Regions from separate parts of the Homo sapiens genome. Here region 2 is linked to region 1. Evidence: read pairs that join two places in POLR2A ChIA-PET (ENCODE). Cell type or tissue: PC-3. All regions are shown on one strand. Each heading gives the region's core, and the rest is flanking DNA. Links, peaks and the distances in the headings are about the cores only.

Region 1 (4,975 bases), core at 212-4,211:
TCAACACATCTAAAAGTGAATTCTTGGCCAGGTGTGGTGGCTCACGCCTGTAATCCCAACACTTTGGGAGTCCAAGGCAGGCAGATCACTTGAGGTCGGGAGTTCGAGACCCGCCTGGCCCACAGAGTGAAACCCTGTCTCTACTAAAAATACAAAAATTAGCCGGGCATGGTGGCACACGCCTGTGGTCCCAGCTACTTGGGAAGCTGAGGCACTGAGAATCACTTGAACATGGGAGGAGGAGGTTGCAGTGAGCTGACATCACACCACTGCACTCCAGCCTGGGCGACAGGTGAGACTCTGTCTCAAGAAATTAATTAATTAATTAATTAATTAATTAAAAGTGAACTCTTTACCTCTACCCTCCTCCATCACCAGCCATGTACACAACCTCGCAAGCCACATCCTTCTTCTGATTCACCAGCTCAGTTAATGGCATCATGGTCCACATGCTTGTTTAAGCCAGAAAACTGGGTGTCCCCTTAATCACCTTCTCACCATCACTTACAACTTACTTACTACTCATTTGTGTTAATTTTCTTTCAGATATCTGAAAGTCTACCACCCAACCACATGCCCATTTTCACGTCTATAATACTTCACTTCTTATCTTTTTGTTTGTTTGTTTTTGCAGTACCACCAAAATCATGTTCCTGCTTCTAGCTTTTTTTTGTTTGTTTGTTTGTTTTGTTTTTTTTTTTGTTTTTGAGACAGATGGTCGCTCTGTCACCCAGGCTGGAGTGCAGTAGCGTGATCTCGGCTCATTGCAACCTCCGCCTCCCAGGTTGAAGCGATTCTTCTGCCTCAGCCTCCCAAATAGCTGAGACTATAGGCGCATACCACTACACCCGGCTAATTTTTGTATTTTTTGTAGAGACGGGGTTTCACCATGTTGGTTAGGCTGGTCTCCAACTCCTGGCCTTAGGTGATCCACCCGCCTCGGCCTCCCAAAGTGCTGGGATTACAGACGTGAGCTACTGCTTCCGGCATCCTGCTTCTAGTTGTACCTGGCTCCATCAGACTTCTATTCTGATGTCAGAGTGAGCTTGCCAACATGCAAGTCTGATCAAGGTGTGATACCATTCAGGACAAATTCAGCCCCCTTAGAATGGCATATGAGGCTTTTAACCATTCTGGTCCTTGCTGCTCTCCTCAACCTATCTTTTGCCACTCCTCATCTATGTCTGCTTTGTTTCCAGACATATTGAACCACTTGTGGTTTCTTGAGTGAGCCATTTTTCCTCTCATCCTTTTACCACTGCAGATGTTTTTACTGCTGCTTGGAACTCACTTGCCTCCTTTTCACATAGTTTCCCCTGAAACTCAACCTTCAAGACTTAACCTCTAACAGAGAGCCCTCATGGTTCTCCCCTGCTCATCGGTCCCCACCCCAGAGTAGGCAAGGGGCTTCACCTCTGGGCTCTCAAAGAATCTAGCTATTGCCTCCATCATGGCATTAACCATAGTTTGTTGTAATAGTTTTTATGCATGTTTGTGTCACAGCACTCCTCTGAGTGCTTCTGCAACAGTATCTCCCATCTTTATATCCTCATGACAGCAATGCTCAACAAATAATAGGTGTTCAAGAAATGTTCAAAAGAGGGAGGGGAGAGAGGTAAGGAGAGAGATGTTGGAGCCCAAAAGTGAAGATACGGTTGAATCTCAAACAACTAACTTGCTGCCATGACTCTAATTTTGAAAATTCAGCCTCCACAGACCAGACAGATGTTTCTATACCATATATCTCCAAGACATCACAACACTGACTAAATGCTAATGCATTTGTCTTGTACGCTCAAATGTTTTTGATGGAATAAAAGTAACAGTTGGCCGGGCGCGATGGCTTACGCCTGTAATCCCAGCACTTTGGGAGGCAGAGGCAGGCGGATCACGAGGCCAGTTTGAGACCAACCTGGTCAACATGGTGAAACCGCACCTTTACTAAAGATACAAAAAATTAGCTGGGTGTCGTGGCGCGCACTTGTAATCCCAGCTACTCGGAAGGCTGGGGCAGGAGAATTGCTTGAACCCGGGAGACGGAGGTTGCAGTGAGCCAAGATTGTGCCACTGTACTCCAGCCTGGGTGACAGGGCGAGACTCTGTCTCAAAAAAAAAAAAAAAAAAGAAAAAAAAAGCCAACATTTAATTGGCTTCTCTGACACTGCTTTGTATATTGAGCTAATTTGTTCAATACTTTTTGCTTGTTTGTTTGGTATGTTGGAGATGTCACGCCTATTCCAGAAAGGCTTACTCCTTTCAAATATATATGTCATTTTTATATTCTTCCAACTATAGATGCATTTTGGTTAATCAGCTTCTTTTTTTAAAATATAAAGTCATATGTGCTACAGTAAAAATTAATTTTCAATTATATTTGTTTTTCTTCTAAAATCTAGCTGAAATTATCCTTATGAGAGAAATTAAAGTTGGGCCGAATAGCCGGGTGTGAAGAATTTTGCAGTATGAGGCGCTTCAGGCTTAGGGCAGAGCTAGGTGTGGCATGCACCAAATAGGCCCCCTAAATAGCCTCTCAAATGCTATATACAATACCAGTTATCAAATTCCGGCTTATACTTTTCCACATCCCGGCTTGAAAATAAAGGCTACTAGATCTCATTATTTACTATACTTTACTAAATTATACTAAAAATGGAAAGATGTCTTCTAAATATACTATATATATGATTATCTGTCAGTGGTTCTCACAATGTGGTCCCTAAACCAGCAGCATCAGCATCACTAACTTGTTAGAAATGTAAAATCTCTGGCCATAACCCAGACCAACAAAATCAGGGACTCTGGAGGTGCACACAGTAATCTGTTTTTTTTTTGGGGGGGTTCATTTTTATTTATTCATTTATTTTTTGAGATGAAGTTTCAATTTTGTTGCCCAGGCTGGAGTGCAATGGCGCAATCTCGGCTTACCGCCACCTCCACCTCCTGGGTTCAAGCCATTCTCCTGCCTCAGCCTCCCGAGTAGCTGGGATTATAGGCATGTGCCACCACACCAAGCTAATTTTGTATTTTCAGTAGAGATGGAGTTTCTCCATATTTGTCAGGCTGGTCTTGAACTCCTGACCTCAGGTGATCCACCCACCTCGGCCTCCCAAAGTGCTGGGATAACAGGCATGAGCCACTGCGCCCGGCACAATCTGGGTTTTAACCAGTCCTCTAGGTGTTTCTGGTGCATGCTGGCGTTTGAGATCCACTGCTCTATATTATCTTCTACATTCTGTTTTTGTTCTATTAATATTAAATATCATCCTTTGTAAACATTATGCATCAAAGTAAATGTCTTCATTTTATAGACAAATCCTTTAATCTCATTTTCCCCGCAAATATCTATATCTAGCGTATATGTATTTAATTGATAACTGAAAATATCTATCTCACTTGTAACATATTCATGTTGTAAAGGATCTTACGAACTGATGTCTTGACTCCTACCTGAAAGCTGACAATTAATCTCTTAAGCAGTGATTCCAATTTGTTTGTAATTTTTTTTTTTTTTTGATGTGGAGTCTGTCACCCAGGCTGGAGTGCAGTGGTGTGATCTTGGCTCACTGCAACCTCCACCTCCTGGGTTCAAGCGAGTCTTCTGCCTCAGCCTTCTGAGTAGCTGGGACTACAGGCATGTGCCATCATGCCTGACTAATTTTTCTAATTTTGTAGAGATGAGGTTTCACCATGTTGGCCAGGCTGGTCTTGAACTCCTGACCTCAAGTGATCCACCTGCCTCAGCCTCCCAGAGTGCTGGCATTACAGGCGTGAGCCACTGCACCGAGCCATGTTTATATGTTTTAACATTCTTGTGACTTGCTTGCTTTGTCATACACGTATCTTCAACATAACGTAGCATAATTTTTTTTTTTTTTTAGACGTAGTCTCACTCTGTTGCCCAGGCTGGAGTGCAGTGGTGTGATCTCGGCTCATCACAACCTCTGTCTCCCAGGTTCAAGCGATTATCCTGCCTCAGCCTCCCGAGTAGCTGGGACTACAGGTGCGTGCCACCATTCCCGGCTAATTTTTGTATTTTTAGTAGAGACAGGGTTTCACTATGCTGGCCAGGCTGGTCTCAAACTCCTGACCTTGTGATCTGCCTGCCTGGGCCTCCCAAAGTGCTGGGATTACAGACATAAGCCACCGCGCCGGCTGCACAAATACATTTTAAAAACCATTAAGTAGGCCGACGCGGTGGCTCAGGCCTGTAATCTCAGCACTTTGGGAGGCTGGGGCTGGTGGATCTCTTGAGCTCAGGGGTTCGAGACCAGCCTGAGCTACATGGCAAAACCCCATCTCTACAAAAAAATATAAAAATTGGCCAAGCATGGTGGGGCATGCCTGTGGTCTCAACTACTCGGGAGGCTGAGGTGGGAGGATCACTTGAACCCAGGGGACAGAGGTTGCAGTGAGCTGAGATCATGCCACTGCACTCCAGCCTGGGCAACAGAGAGAGGCCCTGTATCAAAAAAGCAAAACAAAAAAACTATTAAGTAGAAACCACTAGGCTGGCGCAGTGGCTCACGCCTGTAATCCCAGCACCTTGGGAGGCCGAGGGTGGATCACGTGAGGTCAGTAGTTCGAGACCAGCCTGGCCAACATGGTGAAACTCTGTCTCTACTAAAAATACAAAAATTAGCCGGGTGTGCTGGTGGGCACCTGTAATCCCAGCTACTCAGGAGGCTGGGGCAGAAGAATCGCTTGAACTCGGGAAGTGGAGGTTGCAGTGAGCTGAGATCATGCCACTGCACTCCAGCCAGGGTGACAGAGAAAGAAGACTCCATCTCAAAAAAAACACTAAATTTCTGTTGAGAATTTAATATATCAACTCTCAACTCTCTGGAAGTGCCTTCTAATACCCACTTATTTCCTCTTTAACCTAAGTTCCTAGTATTTTGTCTAATAAGTGGAGAACAGCTGGATACCATTTCTGTCTAATAACCCTTCATATACTTGAATGTAGTCATTATTCCCT
Region 2 (4,975 bases), core at 239-4,238, 430 kb before region 1:
TTTGGCCTTTCTAATTGGTAAGTAGTGGTATCTCATTACTGTTTTGATTTGCATTTCCCCAATGACATATGATGTGAAGAATATTTTCATATGCTTATTCACTATCTGTATATCTTTTTTGGTAAGATGACTGTTAAGGTTTTTGGCCCATCTTTAAAATCAGATTGTTTGTGTTTTTATTGTTGAGTTTTAAAAGATACTTGTATATTTTGGATAACAGTCCTTTATTGGATATGTCTTTTTTTTTTTTTTTTTTTTTTTGAGAGAGAGAGAGAGTCTCCCTCTGTCACCCAGGCTGGAGTGCAGTGGAGTGATCTCAGCTCACTGCAACCTCTGCCTCTGAGGTTCAAGCAGTTCTCGTGCCTCAGCCTCCTGAGTAGCTAGGACTACAGGCACGCATCACCATGTTTGGCTAATTGTTGTATTTTTATTAGAAACAGGGTTTTGCCATGTTTCCCAGGCTTGTCTCAAACTCCTGACCTCAGGCAATCCACTGGCCTCAGCTTTCCAAAGTCCTAGGATTACAGGCGTGAGCCACCGCGCCTGGCCATGGATGTGTCTTTGCATTCATTTTCACCCAATTTGTGGCTTGTGTGCTCATTCACTTGAGGAAATGCCTTTTGATTTTAATTCAATGCAAATATTACCAAAAACGTGATATAATTCCATTTTTAGCTTATTCAAGTAAAGTTCATAAATATTCATTATTCTACAAATATTTATGGTGCACCTTATCACATGTCAAACTCTGACTAAGGATACCAATTACTCTAGTTAAACTGTGACCGTACAGAATCAAGACATCTCTGTAAAGAGAGCAAATTTAATTAACTGATCTGAAAATTTTACCTTTGCTGGCTCACAGTGCTCAATTACCATGTAATTGAAGTGATATGTGATTAATTAAATTTTTTAGCTCCAGCATATTTGGAGTGTTTCCCATGATGTATTAGAGTCAAAAGCCATGGTGTTCTCCCAAGTAATGTATAATATAATAAAAGAGACAGACCTATTACAAAATGAATAGGCAGTGCAGTGGGATAGAAAAAGCACTGAGCTACTATCTGTGTGAGCTGGGAGAAGTATAATAAGTTAAATTATCATCTTGGCCTCACTTTCATTTTTGGTAAGAATGGAGTCATTGGGCTAGAATCTGTAGGTAATGGATTCTTACTGCTATACGTAGAATAACCATTTTGTGTACTAAGGACCAATGCAGCCCTACCTGTAGCTGGGCAGCAGCCAGAGTCAGAGTGATTGGAAGAAAAAAATTGGATCTCCAAGTTGAAGGTCTAGCCTTGGAAGAATCTGTTACTATAAAATGAGAAGCAGAATAAGTAAGCCAGATGAAGAGTTAAACCCGTGCTTGTAGATTTTTGTTGGCTTGGTATTTTTTTGTGTTTAATTCAAGAAGAATTAGAGGCAGTGTTCCCCATTAAGAAAAGACATAAACTGATTAAAAGGAGACCCAAAGAAGGGAATTATCACTGCTCTGCTAAGGGACGTGGAAGGTGAGGGGACACAGCACAGTTGTATATAGAGTGGCCACTAATCCAGCCACACAGCAGCATTTCCATCTGCCTCCTGCCATCTTTCCCCTGTATGGAGAACCACAGGATTTTGGTGATGTTCTATTTCTTGACTTTGGTGACGGTTACAGTATTTGCTTAATTATTATTTCATTATTTACATGTTTTGTGCACTTTTCCAAACCTTTTAATTGTTAAGAATATATGGTACCATGTATTTAAGAATACATGGTACCATATAATAAGAATATATATTTAAGAATATATATTATTCTTTAAGAATATATGGTACCATAATGTCCTGAATGATACCTATGAGAGCAGTCATTTGACTTTGGCAAAAAAATGAGGTTTCTCATGGAGTCAATTTATGCAGCAGACAGAAAAAAAAATCCTTTGAAAGACAAATACATTGTGTGCTTCCTGCCAATAACGATGTAATACTTCCTCGTTTTAGTTAATGAAAAATAACACATACTTTCAAAGTTCTGTAGACTCTAAAAAGAAAGAAAACACTCAAATGAGTCACCTATTTCCACATTCGAGGCTGAGAAGCTATATAAATTTCTGCAGTCACTAGCAGAAAACACCAAATCAACCATAGGTCCAAGAACAATTGTCTCTGGACGGCAGCTATGCGACTCACCGTGCTGTGTGCTGTGTGCCTGCTGCCTGGCAGCCTGGCCCTGCCGCTGCCTCAGGAGGCGGGAGGCATGAGTGAGCTACAGTGGGAACAGGCTCAGGTATGTCACAGCCCACTTACTTAGGGTTCCATTCTTTTGCCATCTGCATTAAGAAATGTGTTTTTCAATTATTTCCCTTCCCATGTTAGCATTGCAGTGGAATTTTCTTTGGGGTGGTTCTTCGGATTATAAAAGCAATATATGTTTTCATCAAGTAGCCATTAAAAGCAGGTTTCAGAATCTGCTCAAATCGGGCTTGAGTTCCAACCCTCCACTCACTATGTAGATAGACTCAGGAAGGTCATCAAACTTCTCTAAGCTTCAGGTTTCCAATTTGGAAGTTGGAGATAAGAATGGTATCAACCAAATGAGGGTGTTGTGAAGCATTCAACACAATACCTGAAACATTGTTTAAATTAAGTTCTTATTTTTATTTATTATAACTTGAGATTCTTTTTCTATAGTATACAGAATATTGCCTCTTAAGATACAACCTGTAAATATACTGTTTGTGTATTTACAATACTGTTTGTAATGGAGATATCTGAAGTCAGAAAACATGGGTAGAAATTACAACTCTCCAACAAGTCAATGACAATAGACAAGGCATTAACATCTGACTTTGTTTTCTCATGTGTCCAGTAGAAAAAATAATATTATGTGTTTTATACCTCATGGGGTATTCTAGTAAGTAAATGAGGTGATAACAAAACCAACTAGCATGTATGTAACAATTGTAGATTATAAAGTACTTATATAGACATTGTGTCATTTAATCCTTAGTTCTATAAAAAGAGGAAACCAAAGTTAAACTGATTAGTGTACTTATTAGTGGTAGAGATAGAAATCAAGGACAAGTGCTTCTGGTTCAAAAATCATGTTCCTTGCAATATGCTTCTTAATAAGCAGTCTAATAAATATAAGCAGTCTACTAATTATTATTTGGTTAACTAATGGGATGATTACTTATAACTATTATTTGTAAATTTAGGCCTTAAGCATAAGAAAAGTCAATTTTTAATTCACATTAACTTAGACTTTTAAAAAGTTCCAGTTATAATAAGTTAGATTGAACCACATAAAGTTACTAGTATTTAACTTTTAAAATCTCCAAAACAGTAGTTTTATATGGTTCCACCTAATGAATTCTCCAGAAAGAGTACTCTGCGTTTAGTTTCTTTACTTAGAGTGAAGGTTGGCAGAAACTTAGTCTTCACTTGGAGGGATGTTAGCTAGGTTTAACAAAAAAACAGGAAAAGTCATCTCAACAAAGCAGAGAGATTTCTTCCAGAGGGTGTCTTGGTAAAGTCTGTAGCTCTAGAAGGGATTAAATGGGTTATTTGTTTTTAAATAAAGGATCAGTTATCAATTGTCATGGATGAACAATAAGTATTTGTTGTATTTAATGAGACAATTGTTGGTAACAGGAAAAAAAGACACAATATTAATAAGATTTCTTACATAAATTGCATATTCCTGGGCGGTCCTAAGACAGGTAACCATTACCATCTACTCCAAATAAACTGCAAATTAGTGAGCCAATGTTTAAATCATTTTAACAACAATATTATCAGGCATCATATAACCCTACACATGTTTCTAATGTATAGAAGTCAGAACACTTGAGTTCAAATACTGGTTCCTTCAGTTACTCACAAGGTGATCTTGTGCAATTTATTTCACTTCTCTGAGCTGTGTTTCTTCATGTATAAAATAGGGATAACAATGCCATACTTGTTTCATAGAGTGGTTATGAGGTTTACATAAAATAAATATGTAAGTGCCTGGCTCTAGTAAGTGCTTAAAAATGTTCCTGTGAGGTTGCTATTGTTGTTAGTTCATTCACTTTTGTTGTTGTTGTATTTGTGCTGCTGGATTCCTATCCTCATATTCAGATACTGAGAAACTTTAGAGAAATTCCCAGGAATCCAACCTTGCATGGAATAAACCTGGGAGTCCTACTGTATACTGCAATCTCCCAAAGTGGGTTTGACTAGAGATTTAACAGCAGAAAGAAGGGCTGGGAATGGAATGAGCAGAAAGAGGGAAAAGAGGACCTAGGAGTCAGGAAAGTCAAGTCCAGTTCTGCTACTAATTTAAGGTGTGAACCTGGGCACATAAATCATTTAGTTGCTATAAGCTTTGGTTCCTTCACCGGATTATTAAATTGAACTATTTAATAATTTCCTAATATCTTTTCCCAGAGCTAAAATTTTAAGACCCTTTAACTTTTAGCTGGAACCGCATCTCAGCTGGACTTTAGATAGGGCTGGTTGACCTCAGATCTCCCCCACAGGGTCTATGATAACACAGAGAATGTCCCAGTCGTACCCCTGAGGACAGACTGGTACATGCTTCCTGATTGCTCTTACACACTTCTAGGCTTTATAAAGTGTACAGTGTAATTCTCCCCAAAACATTTAAATGGATTTTTTAAAAATTGAGGGATTCTTTTCTTTTGCTCACGAAATGGCACGCCAGTGCTTCATTAGCAATATTAAATTTTCTCCTCACTAATGCACACTTATTTTTCTCTGTGACTATGTAATTATTCTGTCTTCAAATCATTATTTGAATTCACAGGAACCAAAGGCAAGAGATATATAGGCTTCTAAGATAAAAGAATATAATAAACAAGAACTATAGATTAATTACTCTCTTTTCAATAGGACTATCTCAAGAGATTTTATCTCTATGACTCAGAAACAAAAAATGCCAACAGTTTAGAAGCCAAACTCAAGGAGATGCAAAAATTCTTTGGCC

The links. Peaks named below come from ENCODE experiments on the same cell type or tissue, not always from the same donor. Only the 100,000 strongest peaks of a DNase experiment are listed, where the experiment ranks them.
Region 2: POLR2A ChIA-PET joins it to region 1 with 5 read pairs; 2 of 35 experiments call an interaction of 5 or more read pairs at or near these places.

What each region holds. Positions count from the first base shown.
Region 1 is chr11:102,099,952-102,104,926 of GRCh38, reverse strand. No RefSeq gene overlaps it. Among named protein-coding and RNA genes, the nearest start is that of YAP1, 8.0 kb to the left of the region's middle. In PC-3, for the core only: no CTCF peak of the experiment used is centred there; no DNase peak of the experiment used is centred there.
Region 2 is chr11:102,527,890-102,532,864 of GRCh38, reverse strand. MMP7 (matrix metallopeptidase 7) reads left to right here and starts at 2,118. Exons shown (of 6, transcript NM_002423.5): 1 at 2,118-2,272; 2 at 4,882-4,975. The coding sequence starts at 2,165. In PC-3, for the core only: no CTCF peak of the experiment used is centred there; a DNase peak (open chromatin) is centred at 2,164; H3K4me3 peaks cover 405 bases.